2 separate regions of the Homo sapiens genome follow, and region 2 is linked to region 1. Evidence: chromatin contacts called from ENCODE Hi-C or POLR2A ChIA-PET data. All regions are on one chromosome and are shown on one strand. Each heading gives the region's core, a stretch centred on a gene start or an enhancer-like site at or near the end of the contact. The rest is flanking DNA. Distances are from core to core; before and after follow the strand shown. Region 1 has its middle 21 kb from the start of LINC00619. Region 2 overlaps LINC00841 (long intergenic non-protein coding RNA 841).

Region 1 (4,960 bases), core at 2,000-4,499:
CCTTCACAGACATGTGCAGACACCGAGGGGATGCAGAGAGGGCTGCAGCGGCCTTTCTGGAGAGAGAGACGGCAGCTGAGGCTGAAGGCCGGCTGGGGCAGCAGAGTGGGGCTCTAAACTGTCTCTGCAGAGTCACCCCATGTTCAGCCTGCAGGGCAGGGAGGCTGCAGAACATTCTTTTCCAGGAGGGACGCAGGTTTATTGACCTTCAGGTTCCTGGAACTCTGTGATAGATCCCACAGGCTGCAAAGTGTGGTGACTTGCCCTCAGGGGGCTTCCAACTTAGAGAGAATGGGGAGGAGGAGAGGATCCCTTTTGCTCTAGAAGGCTGTTAAAATTTCTGTCAAATGCTCTGGTAGAGGCAGGTTCAGAGGTCCAGGAGCACAGAGAGGAGGAATATTTTACCTTTCACTATAAGGGCTGGAGCTGGGGAGGCTTTGTGGAGGACATGACATAAGGCCAAGAAAGAGAGAAGATGACAACAGACAAAGGCCCCAGCAAAGGTGGAAGAGCCAGGGAGTAGTCCTATGTTGGGAGCACAGTGTCCCAGAGAGTGGCAGGAGGTAACTCCGGGTTGTAGCAGATAGGCTGGGGCCTTCAGTGCTTGCCTAAGGAGGCTGAACTTTCTCCTGTGAGTAAAAGAGGAACAGGTGAAGATATTCTACCTGACGGTGGAGTAATGGCTGCATGAAAGAGAGGAGACCTGCGGAGAACCATGGTGAGTTCATGCGCGAGGGTGGTCGAGGGCAGGATCTTAGGTCAGGAAAGAGCTTTGGGGAGCAGAGCGAAGGCTCCCCCTCACTCCAGAGTGAATGACTTGGGAGGAGGAGGAGGAGGCTATGCTGAGCAGATGCTGCAGTCTGAGCTCAGCCCCTCCCCGTGCCAAAAGACAAATGAAACTTTTATGACTTCATCTTACTCAGAGACTCTGAATCTTTCAGTAGTAGTAGACACAATTTTTCCCCCGTCTGTCCCTGTGCCTTTTGTACAGATGCAAAAACATGAATCCAATTCATGCTCAAGAAAGGTTTGTTCAAGGAGCAGACAGATCCTATAACTTGCAAAATTGATGAGTTTGGGCTAACATCACTGGATTGCTGCTCTGAGAGTTCTAGAAATGCTATAAAAAGATAGCTTAGAAAAGTGGTGGAAACATAGGCTCTGGAGCCAGCCTTGCCTGAGTTCAATTCCCAGGTCTACCACTTAGCAACTGTGTGACCTTGGGCAGTTACTCAGCCTCTGAGTACTTCAGCTCTTTCGTTTGTACAGAGCAACATAATAGTATCTGTCTCCTACAGTTGGTTCAGTGATTAGAGCTGGGCCTAATCAGCACTGTGTATAGAAGTTGGTTTTTACTTTCGTTTGCTATTGCTGCAGAATTCAAGTGGTTCAATATTGATAAAACCAAGGTAACAAAGAGGAGTTGAAAAGAAAATAATTTAATCATAAATCCAGGCAAAAAGCTTGTATATAAAATTAAACATGAAAAAAAGTCTGGGCTAGTAAAAACAGAGTTTCTGGCAGAAGCATTCTTTTCCATTGTAAATACCATGGTTATTAAGTCCTTGTGTGATTTTTTGGCATCTTTTCATTTTTGGAGGATATTTTTAATAGTTTTGTTTCCTTCTGACTACCCTTACATGACTTCATAGTGCTATGTAGGGGAAATTATGGGAGTAGAGAGGCCTTAATATAGAATATTAAATGCATGGACTCAGAGTGTTTTAACAATGTTGTCACTGGAGTACTCAGAATGCTGTTTCTAGTGAGTTTTTGCCACACTTACAAGTTGTGACATTTTCCAAGAAAAATACTACATTTTAGAAAGTCATACGGAAGGAGTCATGATTTGGATTATATTTTACATTATATTATATGTGTCTTTTGTTTTTGTAACTTTATTTACTAACTCTGACTTTTATAATAAAGAAATTTTAGCGCACAATGAGAATATCTGGCATATTTGGAAGGCTGCATTTGGTAAGCCATTTTGGACTACTTAGAGCAGGGGTCTGCAACCTATGGGCTGATACTGGTCTGTGGCCTGTTAGGAACTGGGATGCTACAGCACGAGGTGAGTGGTGAGTGAGCATTGCTGCATGAGCTCTGCTTCCTGTCAGATCAGTAGTGGCATTAGATTCTCATAGGAGCATGAACCCTACTGTGAACTGCACATATGAGGGTTCTAGGCTGCACGTTCTTTATAAGAATCTAACTAATGCCTGATGATCTGAGGTGGAACTGTTTCATCCTGACCCATACACCCTGCCTGTGGAAAAATTGTCTTCCATGAAACTGGTCCCTGGTGCCAAAAAGGTTGGGGACTGCTGGCTTAGTGTAATTGTGACATAAACAAAGAACATTATTCCTGTGATTTTATTTAAAATGTCTGGCTCTCATATCACTGTGAATATGGTCTATTCAGACTATGAAAGAGTTAAGGTTAACATGAGATTGAAAATTTACTTCATTATAAAAGTTGGCTATGTTTACCTGCTTTCTATGAAAAAACTCAAATTAACCAAATATATGATTCCAAATATCTAGGCAATGCCCTTAGGTATGCAAAAGTGGATTTTTATAATTGCCTTACTCTTGGTTGGAACTGTGTAGACACATCTTTGCCTTGTCTACAATTCCACCCAGTGACAATGTTATTTATTTTATTTTATTTTTGAGACAGAGTCTCACTCTGTTATCCAGGCTGGAGTGCAGTGGCACGACCTTGGCTCACTGCAACCTCTGCCTCCCAGGTTCAAGCAATTCTCGTGCCTCAGCCTCCAAGTAGCTGGGATTACAGGTGAGCGCCACTGTGCCCGGCTACTCTTTGTATTTTTAGTAGTGGCAGGTTTTCACTATGTTGCCCAGGCTGGTCTCAAACTCCTGGACTCAAGTGATCTGCCCGCCTCAGCCTCCCAAAGTGCTGGGATTACAGTTGTGAGCCATAGTGCCTGGTCCCACTCTCAATTTTAAAGGGCTGTAAGTACTTTCGGGCAAGCACTATGCTGAAAGTTTTGTTCCAAATGCTATTGTTAATCTACTTTTCACCAATCTGATCTGCTCCATTAGCTTCAAAAGACACTTTTTTGTTTGTTTGGGTTTGCCTTTGATGGCCTTCTGCCTGCCACAAGCAATCCTCTAGAATATGGGCCTGTGCTTGGCTTTTCTACCCAAACATGAACAACCTTAAATTACTGGGCGACATTCATCGCCTCCTGCCAACTAGAGAGAGAGGCCCGTCCTGGTGAGAGTGGGACCTTGAGCTCCTCTCGGCCTTGCTTGGGCCTTGGTCCAGGAGGTTATGGGAAGAAACTGGTTTAGAAGCTGACCTCATGGGTTCGCTATTCTTATGTAACACTTAGGAAGAGCAGAGACCCACGCGGTTCAGTCCCAGAGCAATGTTGTGGTCAAGAGAACACAGTCCAGCTACCAATAGTTATTTCAAAATAATTCAAGCTCTTTGTTTATATTTTTTTAAAAAAGAAAAAAGACAAAAAAAGGAAGGGGTGGCCGAGCTGGAAACCTGGCTTTAAGTCCCCTTTGTTTCCCTTCAGGGGGCCCCTCAGGTGGGCGCCTGCTTGGAAACCTCTCCACCCTTCCAAACACCCCTTTCCTACCTGAATGTTCATTTGCTGATCCAGATTCTGAATAAATGAAGTCGCACAGAATCTACCTGGCAGAAAGGAAACTGCCTGGAGGCCAGAGCTGAGGGGAGGCCCAGAGCAGAGCGGGCGCGTGACTCCGCAGTGAGCAGGGAGGGCAGGCTGGGGACGTTCACCACCCAGAGCGCCTCTGCTCCCGGCAGCCCTGAGACTCCAGGCTCCCCTGTTCCTCCCTCCCAGAGACCCTGCCGGTCCTCCCCGCCGGGCTCCCTCGCAGCTCGCAGCTCGCAGCTCGGGGAAAGGGCGGGCTGCGCCCTCAGGACCTTTCTCAGCAGCCACAGCAGCGCATCCCAGCACCTCCTCCAGGAGCCCCGCCATCTCCTGCCACCCGGACTTTCCCCACAGCGCAGCATCCCCTAGTCCCTTCAGGGCTGGAACAGTGGTACCCGCAGACGGTGCAATAGGGAAGTCCCTTTTGCCTTTCCATGGAAGCTGTAGGGCGCTTAGAGCTGCTGGGGGAGGAAAAGAAAGAAGAAGAAGAAATACAGTAAGTGTGATATGGGTACAAAGAAACGAACATGCAGCTTCCGTGTGCCTAGACAGGAGCCCTGGGACATGTGCACTGGGCCTGCGTCATCGCCTGCCTTCAGCGGGCTCCAGACCTTCCAGAGGCCCCCCTCACCACCCGCGGCCCTCCTGAGGCTCCCCTCACCCCCACCCACCTCCGAGGCCCTCCCGAGGCTCCCGGGCTCGCGCTCCTCTGAGTTGCCTGCGGCTGACTCCAGGTGTGGCCTGGGTCTAGTGTCTGGGGGGGTCGTTCCCAACGAAGGGGAAGAAGGCTTTTCGTGAGCATGTAAGGAGTACATCCTCATTTTGTCTTCTCAATCTGTTCACCCAGCGCCTGTGACCCGGACCCAGCGCGCGACTCACAGACCCCGGCTCTGGGCACCCCTGGTGAGTGCCTTCTGCCCCAGAGCTCCACACAGCACCAGCCTGCACGCTCCCCCAGCTTCAGTTCATTTGCTGCTGTCCTGACAGGTCAGTCGCTTGAGCATCCATGCTGCCAGGTGACAAACCCAGTCACGCAGAGGTGTACATCCTTTAGCCAGGGTGACACGATGTGGAGCTGAATCCAAGTCCGGGAGTCTGGTGACCGTATCTGGGCTCTGACTGCGCAGCTGTCTCACAGTGAAACAAATTGGGGACTGGCCTTGTCCTGAGTGGCCTTAGGACGGTGCAGTGGCCTGCAGCCTCCTGTCCAGTCCCCACCATTGACAAGTGCATCGATGTCCCACAGCTGTGCCACTAGAGGCTGTTTGACTGTGGTAGTTTCACATGTATCTGCTTAGTCCTCTTTT
Region 2 (4,578 bases), core at 148-2,647, 140 kb after region 1:
CAATGGACAGGGCCCCAGGGTCCCCACTTCCCATCTCAAAATGAAATGCCCCTTTATTCTTAAGCAGACATCAGGCGTCCTAGAACTGAACTCCATTTGTTATTTCTTTGTTGCTCTTTGTCCTCGTGCACAGGCCTGGGGGCTTCCTTGAATAGTTTCTCTATTGGAAAGACCTGAGTAAAGGGAGGTTGCATGGCTGTAGGTCTTCATTCTGTGTCTCCAGAGAAGGTTCCGTGCAGCCATGTGCTGCCTTCCCTCCTGGGCTGCCCTGGAAAACTTAGTTTATCAGATAGTCCCACCATCCTAGAACAGAGAGGGCAGAGGGGACCCCAGCAAAGGAGATGGCTCCTTAACAAAGAATGTGGGCATCTAGACAAGGAGAGTCAAAAAGAGTCCCCAACATCCTCCTAAAGCCAGCACCACCAATGAGAGTGACACAACCATTGGTGCTGAGAAGCACAGCTTGTGGCCCATGGCGGGGCAGCTCAGCACCCGGAGAGGCCTCCTGCCCTGCCTGCACTGTCCATGGGTCCCATATGGTCCTGGATTCTGAAAGCCCAGAAAGGCAGGAGCTGGAGATTTTGCAGAGATCTGTCAGAAGTAAAATACACCTATCAGAATAAACGCCTAGCATCATAACATGTATTCGGGAAGTTTTCTAGCATCATCTCTGCACTCCCACCTGCTGTCTCCAAACACAGATGGTCCTGGGCCCTCAGCATCACTGACTTGGACTTCTCAACCTCTGTGTATTTGCCCATCTATTTCTATCCGGCAAAACCGTACCAAAACTTTTAAACCCAGTTGAAATAACTTCTCCTACAAAGCCTGCCGTCTACGAGCTTCCAAAGTGGAAGAAATTGGGATTTATTTTTACTCCTAAAAACATTGGACCTCCTTGACTACAGATGTTAGGATCCTAGAGCAACCATGTGAGTGTGTGTATGTGCGCATATGTGTGTGTGCAAGCCCTAGCGACTGTCTGAGATCCCTTGGGGGGAGGCACTGTTTTGTCCAGATTCCCAGAAGTTTCTCTGTTTTGTGGTCCATGCTCTGAAACATTGAATGAGTTGATCACTTGCCTGAGGACTGGAAGGAGACTGCTGGTTTCAGGCAGATGAACTTGAAAATTATGAAGAATGATCTTTTTTCTCTTCTGGTTTGGCAAATAACTTTAATTCTCTAATGGAGAGCTTTAATTGGAACCTTGATTCTATATTCAGAGGTAATGGGCTTTACCAAAAATGGATTGGAGCAGTTCATAAATTTTTCCCAAAATGTTAACATACTACGGGGCCGATAGGGGTTGTTTAGCTTGGCAAAAAAAACTAGCATTAAAGATTAAAATAACAACTTCCTGGATTCCTGTGCAGGCTGCTAACTTGTCCTGGTGTCCTTGGGCCCTGAGTGGACAGTCGTGACATCATCAGTAATGACCATAAATCAGCAAGAATCCCAACCTCTTCATAGTTCTCTTGCAAGAAGTTTGAGGGAACAAACAGGCAGAGTGGGTGTCAAGGAATAATGACTGATAACAGCTAACTTCCTGAGTGCCCATGCCACCCACATCTCCTGTGAGGGCTGTGCCTCGGTGACCTCTGTAACCTCCTTCCAGCCTGCGAGTGGCTGGGTGCCTTCCCCAGGTCGTGTGGCTGAGAACATGTGACTGTACTGGATTTGAGAGTCCAGGTCCCTAACTGCTTTGCTGCACCTTCTCAATTAGAAATAACCTGCAGAGGTTCCAGAACAGAGAGCTTGGCTGAGGCAGAGAGGCGTACTCTGAAGGTTCGGATCTCGTGTTCTTCACTCCAGGCCAGGGACCATCGTGCCCCAGACACAGTGAGGCTGGGCTCTGGAATAGGTCTAGACTGGGTCTGGATCCAGCTCTGTGGAGGGACAGGGTACCTCTGGGCTTGTTGTTCATGCCCTCAATGCGTTGGTGTCTTCATCTGTAGAATGGGGTCTTTATGACATTTAAGGGAGACACTTCATGTGCAGGGCTCAGCACGAAATCTGGGCTTGCGGCGAGACGGAAAAGGAGAATGGGGAGGAGGAGGAAAGGCAATCGTGGCTGCGGGTGTTGGCAGGGCAGGGGGCAGAGTCTGTCTGTCCTCTTGAAATTGCTCCCATTTCTGTGGTCCTAAGAATGTTCAAAGAAAGAAAAATAAGTATTTGCAGACAGGCCCTCAGGAATCTGCTCCCCATGACTTTCTAGTGGCTGCCCTGTCTTTCAGCGCCTTTGGAGCCTGGTGCCCAATTGCTGCTTCTCCTTCACTCTTCCCCTTCTGCCCGCCCTTGCCATCTCTGGGATTGTGGGCTGGCCACTCAGCTGGGTGCCAGGGCTGGTGCTTGGGTTTGTGTGGGGGCCCCAGCACCAGTACTGCACAAATGCAGCCGGGCAACAAGTACTCTGTCCCCTCTCCTGCAGCTCCGCTGAGTGTTATACCCCAGCCCAGGACCATCAGAGGGTGGGACCCTCTGGACCACTCCCTTAAGAGTGACCTGCTGGCTATGGGACATCGGGGCCAGGCCTACCTTCCCGCAAAGTCACAGGGATGTTTCCCACAACTGAGAGGGTTTGGAGCTCTTCCACCCAGCAATCCCTTTGACCTGGAAACCAGGGGGAGAGATTTATGGATCTCCAAGTTAATGAAGCTCAAACACCAGCTGCCTGGGCTTCAGTGGAAGGCATGGCCCTTCGTTCACTTTCTCCATAGCTCTGCCGCTTTCACAGCCAGAGCCAAGATGACCAAATTCCTTACATAACCACAACACTAATTCATCATGTGTGTTTATAATAATGAACACACTTCAAGGCCATTGACAGAAAGCAGCCTCCTGATGGTTGAGTCTCCCTGGTCATGCAGTGCAAAAGCCCATCAGCCAAGCCTCGAGATCCGGGTGAGATGTGACTTATCTTGGGAATGGCTGGCTTTGAAAAATACACACAGAGTGACCCACGGCAGACCCTTAAGCCCTGTTTGCAAGCCCTCATGTATTCTCTGCCTCATTAAAAATGTTGTTTAAAATTGCCGAGGGATAATTAAACAGGCCTGTGGTTGATTTACGGAGGACAAACAGAGCTATGAATGCACAGAAATATTGTGTTGTGGGGGAGGCAATTTATGAAGATAAGGCTAACTGTTGACCAGAGGTTGGCCACAGAAGTGATGTGTCTTGATGATGCTTCAAGTCCACAGAGGCCCAAAGTGTCCAGGTATTACATGTTGACTGCCTGGCCCACATTTTGAGTTTAGTAGCTTTTTAATCTCAATACCCCAACTAACAAATGAAATGAAAGATTGTTGCCCATGCCGCTACCCCACACTCACAGACACATGTTTGGAATTTGAAGTGGAAAACAGGGTGTCTGACTGTGATACTGATGTTGGAGTGGCCCCCACTTCTCAGCACCCAGCCTTGCCTGGCAGCATGGTTGACAATCCCCCAGGTGGTTTTTATGGCAAGTTATAAATCAGAGGGTGTGGGTGCGACTCAGGCACATCTGGGTCCTCATTCTGGGAGTTCTTTGGAGTAGGATGGGGAAGGACATTGTCATTCTCTCTTTGTGTTGATGCTCTTAGTAAGCAAACAAAACACAGAATGTAGCCGAGGCTGCCTTCATAGAGGAGAACCATCCTAGAAGGCAGAGAACATGAGACTTATGAGCCCGTGACCTTCCCTGCCTGGCCAAGCTCCCTGCTGATCCAGGAGCAGCTTCGGTCCATGCCTGGAGTCCTGATGCAGGCCCTGCATCCTGGCAGCTCCTGGAGCTTCCAGCAGCTGAGCCTGGGGCTAGTGTTTTGGGGCCACAGTCTCTGTCCTGTTTGGTCCAGTCCCTCAGTGGTCGGTGGTCACAGGGACACCTACTTCCAGCCACTTTAAAAGATTTGGTCTCCACTGTGTCTGAGAAAGGCTCCTTCTACCCTGAGAGCTGTGTCCTGGAAGCCAGCCTGCACCAGGGCCCTCCTGGACACCTTTGTGCATTTACCCATCACTCCCTTTTGGCCACCTCTTGTCTTCTCAGCTCTGCCCTGAGCATATTTCCATCCCTAACGCCTCCAAACCTGTGACCCACCCCGCAACCACGTGCAGAGTTCCACACTGGAGCCCTGGGACCCGAGTCCTCTGTGCTTGGGCGTGAGGCCAAGCTTCACTTCCTCTGCCTGTGCACTCAGGGTTGCGTACCCTGAGTGCCCCAATAACTTCCAAGGGAAAAAAATTAAATCGAGCTCTAGAAATGACCACAGGTTGCATAGCGTTCATGACACATTTTCCCTGCAGGGTCCTATCTTGAAGGTGCTCCCAATATCATCAGGGTGACCGTGAGAAAATGGCCTGATCCTGGCTTCCTTTGTTGGCTCAAGTCTACCCACTCTTCTGTTCACCACCTTAGAAACTCTGCCCTCCTCAGAAACCCACGCTTCTGCTTCTGTCTTTCTGAATGTCCCTCTGTCCATCTCCAACAACATCCCCACATGTCCCAATTAATGAAACTGCCCTCCTCAGCGTTAGGCTATCACCTTTCCTTCTGTCAGAAACCGCCTCAGAATCTGAGTAACTCTTCCGGGCTCTGAA

The links. Hi-C counts contacts between places; a loop is a spot of excess contacts on that map. ChIA-PET counts read pairs that join two places held with the same protein, here RNA polymerase II (POLR2A). Pooled maps may share reads with other maps.
Region 2: a loop to region 1 is called in a map of tibial artery, with 2.0 times the contacts of the local background. The contact joins two enhancer-like sites. A Hi-C loop is called at or near these places in 1 of 168 maps with a recorded cell type or tissue (tibial artery) and 6 of 50 pooled maps. POLR2A ChIA-PET finds 5 or more read pairs at or near these places in 1 of 52 experiments (activated naive CD4-positive, alpha-beta T cell).

The regions. Positions count from the first base shown.
Region 1 is chr10:43,821,827-43,826,786 of GRCh38, forward strand. No RefSeq gene overlaps it. Among named protein-coding and RNA genes, the nearest start is that of LINC00619, 21 kb to the right of the region's middle. Within about 2 kb of position 3,250, at least 13 of the 41 ENCODE cell types and tissues checked have a DNase peak (open chromatin) inside an H3K27ac peak, as active enhancers do; they include tibial artery, where a contact is called at or near this core.
Region 2 is chr10:43,960,199-43,964,776 of GRCh38, forward strand. The region is part of intron 4 of LINC00841 (long intergenic non-protein coding RNA 841); the gene reads left to right. Among named protein-coding and RNA genes, the nearest start is that of LINC02659, 50 kb to the left of the region's middle. Within about 2 kb of position 1,398, at least 6 of the 41 ENCODE cell types and tissues checked have a DNase peak (open chromatin) inside an H3K27ac peak, as active enhancers do; they include tibial artery, where a contact is called at or near this core.